Linked DNA regions of Homo sapiens: region 2 is linked to region 1. A link is a loop called in an ENCODE intact Hi-C map of the cell type or tissue named here. Cell type or tissue: IMR-90. All regions are shown on one strand. Each heading gives the region's core, and the rest is flanking DNA. Links, peaks and the distances in the headings are about the cores only. Region 1 has its middle 120 kb from the start of MIR802. Region 2 has its middle 160 kb from the start of RUNX1.

Region 1 (5,380 bases), core at 308-5,307:
AATGTGAGGACATGAGATTTGGGAGGGGCCGGGGCAGAATGACATGGTTTGGTTCTGTGTCCCCACCCAAATCTCACCTTGAATTGCAATAATCCCCATGTATCAAGGGCAAGACCAGGTGGAGATAATTGAATCATGGAGGTGGTTACCCCTATACTGTTCTCATGATAGTGAGTGAGTTCTCACGAGATCTGATGGTTTTACAAGCGTCTGGCATTTCCCCTGCTGGCACTTCTTCTCTTGCTTGCCACCACATAAGACGTGCCTTTCACCTTCCACCATGATTGTGAGGCCTCCCCAGCCACGTGGAACTGTGAGTACATTAAACTTCTTTTTCTTTATAAATTACCCAGACTCAGGTATGTCTTTATCAGTAGCATGAAAACAGACTAATAGAGGGTGTTTGCAATTCTCCACCTCCACAGATTTCTTGGTGTGTGAGATAAGAGCTATCAGTGAGAAAGGACAAGGGAGAGTTTCTAAAACTGTCCACCCCAGCCAAAACAGTAAATCAAAAATAACAGCACATTCTGGGGTAGGGGTTAGGGGAGGTTTGGATCTTAAAGCTTAGAACTATCCTTAAAGACCTTAAGGGTGCAGGGGTATGTCCCCTCTCATATCACCATTTAATTAATTTGGTCCCTGCAGAAACCAGACAGGTCCTGGAGGATGACAGACTCCTGTAAACTCAAACAAGTAGCAGCCCACAGCTGGCTCTGAAGCTTCCTTGCCATATGTTGTATCTTCACTAAAGCACAGGCCCCAGGTACATGCTGTGCAGCCTTTGATCTGGGGACTGTGTTCTTTTCATCTCTATCAGAAAGGAGGATCAGAAACAGTTCACAGTCACTCAGAACACACAACAGTATTCACTTAGAGCACTGACCCAGGGCTATATTAACTCTCCCTACCATGTCATCATATTGTCTGAGGACACCTGGGCCACTTGGACCTCTGCAGAACATCATCGTGGTGATGACACTTGTAAACCAGACCCAATGAACAAGAAGTGGCAAGTGTGCTGGGACCTTTGTAAGTCAGACTCATAAAATAAATAAAGAGGCAGGAAAAGTTCTATGAAGCTTCAGGGGCCTGCCACATTAGTACACTTTTAAAAGTCCAGGATCTGCAGCATGCCAGGATAACTTGGCCAAAGTAAAGAATAAATTCTACATTTTACTCCCCTAAAACAAAGAATGTAACACAACACTCTTTGGATTCTGGAAATATTAATTCCACAATTGGGAATATTGATCACACCCACATGGCAAGGGACCCAAAAGGCTGCCAGTTTTGAATAGGAACCAAAACAGCAAAAGGTCCAGGCTGCAAGGCGACTGGCCCCACAGCTTGGCCAAAGGACCCAGCAGTTGCTAAGGCATTAGAGGTAGTGGTGACGGAAAAAGATACCCTGTCGTGTCTGGCAATCCACATTGGCAAATCACAACTCAGACACTTAAGAGTTCTAGAGCAACACTGTGCCAACTATAGCAAGAACGATATAACTTTGGAAAGAACAGCTCCTAGCATGCTGTTGGGCCCTGGAAGACATGGCATATCTGACCACGGGACACCAAGTATCAGCCATTCATGATGAGCCAGGTCCTGTCACACCCACAAAGCCACACAGCTGGGCAAGTGCAGCAGTAATTGATGGAAAGATGGAAACGGTATATCCTCATCAAGGGCATAGCAAGCTATGCAAGCAGGTAGCTCAGACCCCATATTATTCATCATTATTGCATCAGTGCCTCTCTTGAGCTCACACCTATGGCCACATGGGAGGTCCCTTATGACCAGCCCATGGAGGAGGAAAATACCCAAGATTAAATCAGTAAGTCAGAGTATCATTGACCCATAAGTCAGCTGAGTTTGAGGATACAAGCCAAAAATAGCCAGTGACCGCAGTACTGCCTCATTCAGGAGCTGGCCTTGAATGACAGTGGAGAGAAGAAATCCAGGGGACAGAGCTTTGGACTATGCACACTACATACTGAAGGGGAATTGGAAATTGCTAGTATGTAAATATTATTAGCTTCACACACTTTGATTGAACTTGGGTAGACAACAATATCCCCAAATCTAGCTGAGCCTTAGAATCAACTGAGAAGCTGTTGAAGAATGTGCATACCTAAGCCCTACCCCAAAGTGACTCAAATAGATGCTCCAGGTATAGAGCTCAGAAACTGACATCTTAAATAAGATCCTTAAGTGATTCTGATTTTGCTGGTCCTTGGACTGGTACTAGGAAACATTTGTCTAAGCGATTAGCAATGCCATAACAAAAACAAAAACATTAATAATAAACGCAAACACATATAACATTATGTGCTTAATATATACTTACCTTTAAATTCTCACAACCACTCCAGGAGGTATGTATTATTATTAATCCCATTGCAGATGAGAAAATTGAAGTTAAGTGACTTACCCAAGGTTACAGAGTAAGTGAATGACAGAGCCAGTGTTTTAAATTAGTCTTACTCTAGAGTCTTTCTGCTTAACCATAATGCCATAGTGGAAAAGGCAGTCAATAAAGGAGAAGGGAGCTGAAAAATCTGTAATCCAAAAAGCACATACAGTATATAGGGCCAATTTCTGCATTTACCTAAAATGAAGACAAAGTGTTTTTCCAAATAATTTAACTTCAACAGCTGAATCTGTTTACAATAGCATGTGAGCACCACCTAGTGGCTCTGTAGGGCTGCTTGAATAGTAAGTGCTCTCTAAGTACAATCAGCTCAACAGAAAAGTTATTAAAATTTAGTAGATGCAAGTTTCCAATTCCAGAAAGACAAATTCTATGACTTCAAAAATGTTTAAAAACATAGTGAGACTATACAAATTAGGGAAAAGATCAAAACAGGTGAAGTCAAAAATAGCAATAGAACTGATTACATATTAAGGTTTGTTTTTTTTAGTGAAAATACAATAAAACATGAAAGACAAAAAGCCATATGCAAATCATTTTTAAGTTTAAATTCTGATAATGAATTTACTTCAGGTATACACTAAAAACTTTTTTTTTTTTTTTTAGATAGGGTCTCGCTCTGTTGCCCAGGCTGGAGTCTAGTGGCGCAATCTTGATTCACTGCAACCTCTAAAGTGATTCTTGTGCCTCAGCCTCCCGAGTAGCTGGGACTGCAGATGTGCACCACCATGCCCAGCTAATTTTTTTTTTTTTTTTTTTGTAGAGATGGGGTTTCACCAAGTTGCCCAGGCTGGTCTCAAACTCCCGGGCTAAAGTAATCCACCTGCCCCAGCCTCCCAAGGTGCTGGTAAAAACCTTTTGACTCATCACCTTTTCTAGGAGTGATCCTAATTCAGCATCTTCTTCCTGCCCAGGCATTAAGACACCATCTGCTCCTGCCTCTCTCCCAGGAGACCTCAAAGCAACCTAACGAGATAAAAAGGGCTGGAGATTTACAGGTCCACTTCCTGTCTTCTCTTCTTCTCTGATGTCTGTGAGGTTCATTTTCTCTCAAGATCTATTGAATCCAAATATACAGAGCCAAGGCAGGGCAACCTCAGTGACAGGCAGCATCAGTTCTGAGTACACACCATGGGGGCCAATCTGGGAGGTGAGAAGCAAAGGCTGGAAAGAAAGTAGCAAGGTCCAGGAGCAAGAGACGATGTTGAGGTCCCAAGAATCTAATTCAGAGCCAACGCCAGGACACAGCAGAGTGAGAAGACAGAGTGTGGTTCCATGAACAGAGCCTGGCCTCCATAGCCTCTGGTGAGGTGATCTTTCCAGGGCCTAGAAAGCATCAGCATTTCCTGGGTTTTTTTTGTTTTTTTTTTTTTTGAGACAGGGTCTCACTCTGTCTCCCAGGCTGGAGTACAGTGGCGCAGTCTCAGCTCACTACAGCCTCTCCCTCCTGAGTTCAAGCCATTCTACTGCCTCAGCCTCTCAAGTGGCTGGGACCACAGAGACACCCCACCATGTCTGGCTAATTTTTGTATTTTTAGTAGAGACAGGGTTTTGCCATGTTGGCCAGGCTGGTCTTGAACTCCTGATCTCAGGTGATCCATCTGCTTCTGCCTCCCAAAGTGCTGGGATTACAGGCGTGAGCCACTGCACCCGGCCATCAGCGTTTCTTAAAACGCCTACTCAAACTGATATGGTTTGGCTGTGTCCCCACCCAAATCTCATCTTGAATTGTAGCTCCCATAATACCCACGTGTGGAGGGAGGGACTTGGTAGGAAGAAATTGAATCATGGGGGCAGGATTTTCCTGCTCTGTTCTTGCAGTAGTGAAAAAGTCTCACGAGATTTGACAGTTTTATAAAGGGCAGTTCTTATGAGATCTGATGGTTTTATAAAGGGCAGTTCCCCTGCACACGCTCTCTTGCCTGCCACCATGTAAGAAGTCCCTTTGCCCTTCCTTCGTCTTCCACCATGCTTGTGAGGCCTCCCCAGCCCTGTGAAACTGAGTCTATTAAACCTCTTTCTCTTTATAAATTACCCAGTCTCGGGTATTTCTTCATAGCAGTATGAAGATGGGCTAATATATCAGCATTAAGCAGAAGAAAAGCTCTTCCGCAGGATTTACATGTGGATGAACCTCGAAAACACGACGCTAAGTGAAAGAAGTTGGATACAAAAAGCTACACGTTGTATGGTTCCATTTGTATGAGCTATTCATAAATCCACAAAGACAGAAAACAGACTGGTGCCTGTAGAAGCTGAGGGGGAGGAGGGAATGGGGAGAAATTGCTTGATGGGTCTGGGGCTTTACTTTGGAGTGATGGAAATGTTTCAAACTAGACAGAAGTGTTGGCCATACAACATTGTGAATGCAACCAATGCCACTAGTTTGTTCATTTTAAGATGGTTAATTGTATGTTATTTGAATTTCACCTTAATAAATATGTGTGTGTGTGTGTGTGTGTGTGTGTGTGTGTGTGTGTGTGTGTGTGTGTGTGTACACTTCCTTCTGTGGCCAATGTCAGAAATATCACAAATACAAAATTCCATCTTTTGTCTTAGGATTTTAGACCAGGATATTTTGAAGTTTGAATACTGTGATGGTTGACTTTGAGTGTCAACCCCTCTTCTGCTGAAAAGGAAACCCACGTGGTTTGGCATTTGACTAGAATAACTGGGCTGCCCCAGCTGTGTCTGTAAGGTGTTTCCAGAGGAGACTGGCATTTGAGTCCACGGACTGAGAGGGAAGACCCCCTTGGTGTGGTGGGCACCATCTGATCAGCTGGGGACTCTGACAGAACGGGAGGCAGAGGAAGGGCAAATTTGAGCTTTCTTCCAAAGCCAGGACATCCTTCTTCTCCCACCCATGGACATCACAACTGCAGGTTCCCCAGCCTTAGGACTCTAGGACTCGCACCAGTGTCCCCCAGTCTCTTAGGCCTTCATCCTGGA
Region 2 (5,380 bases), core at 282-5,281, 640 kb before region 1:
TGTACCAGGTACTGTTATAAGTACAAATATCAACTTTTTTGATCCTCACAACCCAATGAGGTAGGTACCACTTTTTTCTCCATTTTACAGAGGGAAAAACCAAGGCTTCAAGTAGTTAGTTCAATTTTTGAAGCTCACACAGCTAGCAAGTGACAGAACTGGGGTTTGAACTCAGGTGTCTTGGCTCCAGAGAGCCTCTGTTCCCCAAGACTGCATGACACTGCCTTCCTCAACCCTTCAGACTCAGGTTCCAGGCCCAGTGAATGATGTTCAGTGATGACTATGAACTGTTTTCTACCACTAAAAAGAGACATAATCAAGAACATCTACTTTGTATTGCTTAGTAGAGAAAAGCAACCTCTTAAATCCAGTACTCTTAGTGACTAAGCTAATATTCAGAGGAAATTTGGCAACCTCCTTCTAACATACTGAAGGCAAAGGGTAATAAAAACATAAAAGGAAAAGTATCCAAAAAGAAAGTAGATAACTAGGTGTTTGAGAAAAACAAAAATAAAGAAGTTTTTGTTGTTGTTGTTTGTTTTTTTTAGATCAAGAAAATATTGGGAAACTGCTACTGAAAGAGGATTGATGTTGGCATAAAGGGAGAGATCTTCTGTATCTCAAAGGAAATTTGCCTTTTAATCCAAAGTCAAGAAAGCCCATAAACTTACCCTAGAATCAAGAAGGAATCAACTAAATTATATCAGAATTCTTAGATCCGAAGAAGGTCATTTTCAGTAAGTGGATACTTGCAGGCTTAAATGAAATGTGAAAAATTTTGAAGGAAAATGTGATCAGGAAGTCAAAGTAAGCTTTTGACACTGCCTGCCACTCCCCACTCCCCACAGACACCCTCCCCTCGAAAAGAAAAGGAATAATTTTTTCCACTGCTTCATGAAGGGGACAAAGTCCTTTGCGACTTCTTTGCCTTAGAATACTATTAATCTTTTGTTGTTGTGTTCCTTTAGAATACTATTAATCTTATAAAACTGTGCCTCTGACCACAGGGTGGATTCCAGCATTAAACTACCAATGCTTTACAGAGAATCGTGAGAAACACTCAGGGAAGAGGTAATTCTACTCAAGGGTCATCCTTTTTCCTTGCCAATTTTTTTTTTCTTTATCAGCATTTGAAAGAAAACCAGATATTTTCTTTCCTGAAAGTTGATGACTTCAGGTGGGGAACAAGCATCTGTGGCAGATGGACTCTTGAAACGCAGTGAAATATCCTGTCTTCCTATAAATGTTTATGGGAGCAGGAGAACTGAAGAAGAAAAACACAGCAAAATGTTGCATGACTCACAGTCCGAACTGCTTCTAAATAAAGCATTTCTCAGAGTTTCCCATGAGGTGATTTGAGTGATCAGGCAGCAGGGTCCCTGTGAGTGGAGCAAGCACATTTTTAAAATACAAAAAGGTATATCCAACAGTCACTCAGGAGAATCGTTCTGTTGTTTTCGATGTTTAAGAAAATGTATGTCTAAGATGAGAGTATCAGATCATGTATATCATGTCCTGTTCCATATGTGGCCAGAGCGTCCCAGCAGTTCTTGGCTCGGCCACTTTGCAGATGATGATCAGCAGGACGTTTCATATTGACTCACAGACTTTCCTCTAATAGAGCATCTCCAAGTGATGATAATTAAGTTTAATTTTAGATCGTGTGTGCTGGACCTGGGAATGTTTTTAAAGTGGTAGCAAGCTCCATTGACTTTGGCAGTTGAGTTTTGAAAGGAAGGTCTTATGTCTTAGACTACCTCCATACTGTTCAGTCCCTTTATACTCCAGAAAATTATGAATTTGGAATCAACTGGGGAGAAATCCTTCGTCAGACTACTGTGCAAACGGTAGACACTCCTGCCCTTGACTGTCAGCCTCGCAGATGGAAACGTGGCCACCCTTCTTCATATTCAAGGCTCTCTGACTAGAAAGTCAGAAAGTGGCTACAGCCCTTCCAGCCAAGCTAGAGGAGTGGAAAAGTAAAGTCTAGAGGGCTTGAGCTTGTCAGGAACCACGGTTAGAACAATTCCTAGATTCTCTATGCAGCTTACCAGTGACGGTCTTCTATGACCTCATAACAGATTGGCAAAATTACATTAGGTGACTCAACCATTTCTGGGTACTGGTATTGAGTAGCGGTATAAAGACGAAATGATTGTATCAGGGAATAATTACTACCTAGAACGTGTTCAACTCTCTATATGTGCAGCAGACATGTGGTCAAATGAGCTGACTTGTTCTGGGTCATCAGATTTAAAAACTACAGGATACCCACTTAAATATAAATTTTAGATAAACATGAATACATTTTTAGCATACATGTACTCCATGTAATATTTTATCATTCATTGTTTACCTGAACATTAAACAAAATTAGTTGCTTCTCCGAAATTTCAATTTAACTGGACATCTGTATTTTAAATGGCAAGCTTCTAAGATGCACGAGCTTTTCTGAGCTACTATTTTATCAAAACACATTCTGAATGTTTTCCTGCAAGAACTGGGGAATCTAGAGAAAATGCATCAAAAATAATTTAACATTAGCAAGAAAACGGCCACTTTGGAAGGGCTTGTCTCAGTCACTGACACATACTGTAAACCTGTACCCCCGGAAAACCAGCAGGAGAGAAAAGTAAAAGCAACATGATGGTTGAGTGGATCCTATTGTGACCTAACACTTCCACCCAGACAGAATCCGAGTTCCCTGCCCGTAATTTTGAGCTTCAGGTTCCAGTTTCCTCTTTTTCTTTACTAGGTTTCGCTGCCTCCTGTAGGGGGAAATAAGGGAAAAGAGATAACGAAAGAAAGAAAGAAAAAAAAAAGGGCCGGCAATTTCATGTACATTTGTTTTGGCATTCGCTGAATTCTAGAGATGAAAACAATCTCCTGCTTTTAATTCAGTCCACGTGCAACAAAGTTGTACGTTGGGAGATCTGGCTTTTAATAAGAACGATTAACAAGCGTTTTTGATCACAGGAAGTTGAGAAGAGTCGCTGCTTCTAAGAATACAATAAACATTGACTAGCAGTTAGACGGTCCATCTTTCTCTATCAGCCGTTTAGCAGCCTCTACTTTGATTTGGGGCAAATGCGAGATGGGACCAGGAGAGAGCTCCCCACACCCCCACCACCACGTGGGCAGTGGTTCTGTTCCAGAGCGCCTTCCTTCCTGTCCAGGGAGGCAGGCTGCTGAGGCCGTTTCTGGGCAAGAGGCCATTGTCGGGATATTTGCTTTAGATAGCTTGCAGCTGGGCTGAGTGGGTGTTTCATTCAGACTCAACACAGGCAGCTCCCACCGTCTCTACTGTTTCAGGCTAGTGGAAGCTAGGGGCCTTTTGATTTATAAAGAGCTCTCTGTGCCTCCAGTTACATTTTAGGAAGCAAAGCCGTGATAAATGAAGCTCTGGCTGCTGATCTCCTGGATACACACACACACACACACACACACACACACACACACACACACACACGGCCTACACACCTTTTCCCCTGTAGCACAGAGGCTTTCACCACCAGGAGATTTAACCCTGGCCTAGGGTAGCCACGTGGGCATCCGTGTTCATCCGACATCCTCTTACATCAGAGCTTGCCCTGAATAGGGCAAAATCAAAGTGTGGAGCTTGTTGGTTTTTTATGTGGTATAGATATTCTTATATTTATCACATTTCCAATTTGAGGTCATCGACCACCATGGAAGGAACTGTGCTGGCATTTCTGGGCAAAGCCTAAAGTTGATTCTTCTTTTCCTACAGACAATTGTTTTCATGTGTGCTGGGAATGAATGCATTCTGAGGATGAGGGGTGGGGAATTCTACACGCAGGGAACTCAGGAGTCTTATTTTCTTTATTTTCTTATCCTGAGCTACAAATGACTGCTTAATTGGGAGAGACTACAATTACAAGAGTTCACTGAGGGAAGCATGAAAACAAAGTGAACCAGAAAAATAGAAACCCAGACTTCTCAGTTCCTGTTTATCCTATTTTTAATCTCCACATCTCAGTTGCTCTCTTTCTTGCTTCTTTTGCCTTGCTGGAATTCATACACACACCTGGCTTTCCATTTGCCTTGGGGACAGTGAGGAGGTGGAGCCCAAGAGTGGGAGGGCCCTGCTGCCTGCCGGTGGGGAGAGCTGGTGTCCGCTGGAAGAGGCAGACCTACAGAAAGCTCGGCCGTGTCTAACTCAAAGGTGTTGGCAGCACATGAATGATGACTTCTCCTCTCTTAACTGCCTGGGCTAGGAGACTTTCGCATGTCCGGACAAGTGGGAAGAAGGAAGGTCGGGGTGGAGGTGACCATGAGATTGTGGACGAATGTTCAGACTGACCAAGGCCTGAAGAGGTCTGAACGCCTGTGTTCTTCAGCCCTCCTCCCCCTCCTCTCTCTGTGTCTCTGACTCTCTTCTCTCCCCTCCCCTCCCTCTGTCTCCTTCCTTCCTTCCTTTCTTTCCTTCCTTCCTCCCTCCTCCTCCTTCCTTCCTTCCCTCTTTCCCTTTCTCCCTCCCTCCTTCCTTCCTTCCTTCCCCTCCCTTCCTCCTTCCCTCCCTTCCTTCCTTCTGTCCTTCTTTCCTTCCTTCCTTCCACACATGTTTAGGAAATGCCTGCCACCAGCAGTCTCCACATTAGGTTCCAACTATACCAAAGGAATCTGTGCCTTCCAAAACCTTCCCAGGGACAGAAACCACTCACAAGGGATGCCTCTGCCATTTCACCATGCGGGTGCCCACACCACCACAACACACTTCAATTTGTGAAAACACTTTTTCTTCCCTATCAGAGTGAAATAGTGCATACCCTTGTGTGGCTCTGCAACTGAAAGAGACAAAAGGGAATCACACCGGGAAAATCACACATTCTGGAATAAAGAGGGAAATGTAGAAACTGGGATCTTAAAGCCTCGGGGGAGAGGACCCTGGGGCCCGGGCTCTCTGGGCAGCACCCAGGCCTGGGGAGGAGCTGTTTCCAGTCGGTCTCCCTGCAGACCCTGAGTGCTGAGGGGAGGGTTGGCCTGTCTCCTTGGCCCCTGTGTGCCCAGCACCAGCATTTGTGCTGGGAACCTCCCAGGCACCACTCTGTGTTAAGGACGTGCCAGGAGAGACCTGGGAGGAGACGACCCCGGGGCTGGGTAGGTGTCCAGCTCCTTCCTGGTTATCTTCCACCCAGCACAGAGGACATCCTGTAACTCAGTTGCTCCTCACAGGGTCACATTTAGCCTCCCACGGGCTCTGCCACTCACAGTGCTCCTGTCAGGAAGCGGGGTTTGTTCCCTGAGATCGCCAGTCCGGGAGTCTCTCCAGGACCCCTGCGGGTGTCCGGGTGTGGCTTTGGCTGCCCTGTTCCCTGAGCCTGGTGTATCATCATGTGAGAACTGTTACTAGTTTCCA

The links. A loop is a pair of places that touch in the nucleus more often than their neighbours do. Peaks named below come from ENCODE experiments on the same cell type or tissue, not always from the same donor. Only the 100,000 strongest peaks of a DNase experiment are listed, where the experiment ranks them.
Region 2: it touches region 1 in a loop (2.8-fold over the local background); 4 of 110 quality-filtered maps call a loop at or near these places.

Annotation. Positions count from the first base shown.
Region 1 is chr21:35,837,704-35,843,083 of GRCh38, forward strand. No RefSeq gene overlaps it. Among named protein-coding and RNA genes, the nearest start is that of MIR802, 120 kb to the left of the region's middle. In IMR-90, for the core only: a CTCF peak has its summit at 2,694 (motif pointing left); a DNase peak (open chromatin) is centred at 2,688.
Region 2 is chr21:35,202,251-35,207,630 of GRCh38, forward strand. No RefSeq gene overlaps it. Among named protein-coding and RNA genes, the nearest start is that of RUNX1, 160 kb to the left of the region's middle. In IMR-90, for the core only: a CTCF peak has its summit at 2,756 (motif pointing right); DNase peaks (open chromatin) are centred at 381, 1,291, 2,791 and 3,211; H3K4me3 peaks cover 612 bases; H3K27ac peaks cover 3,738 bases.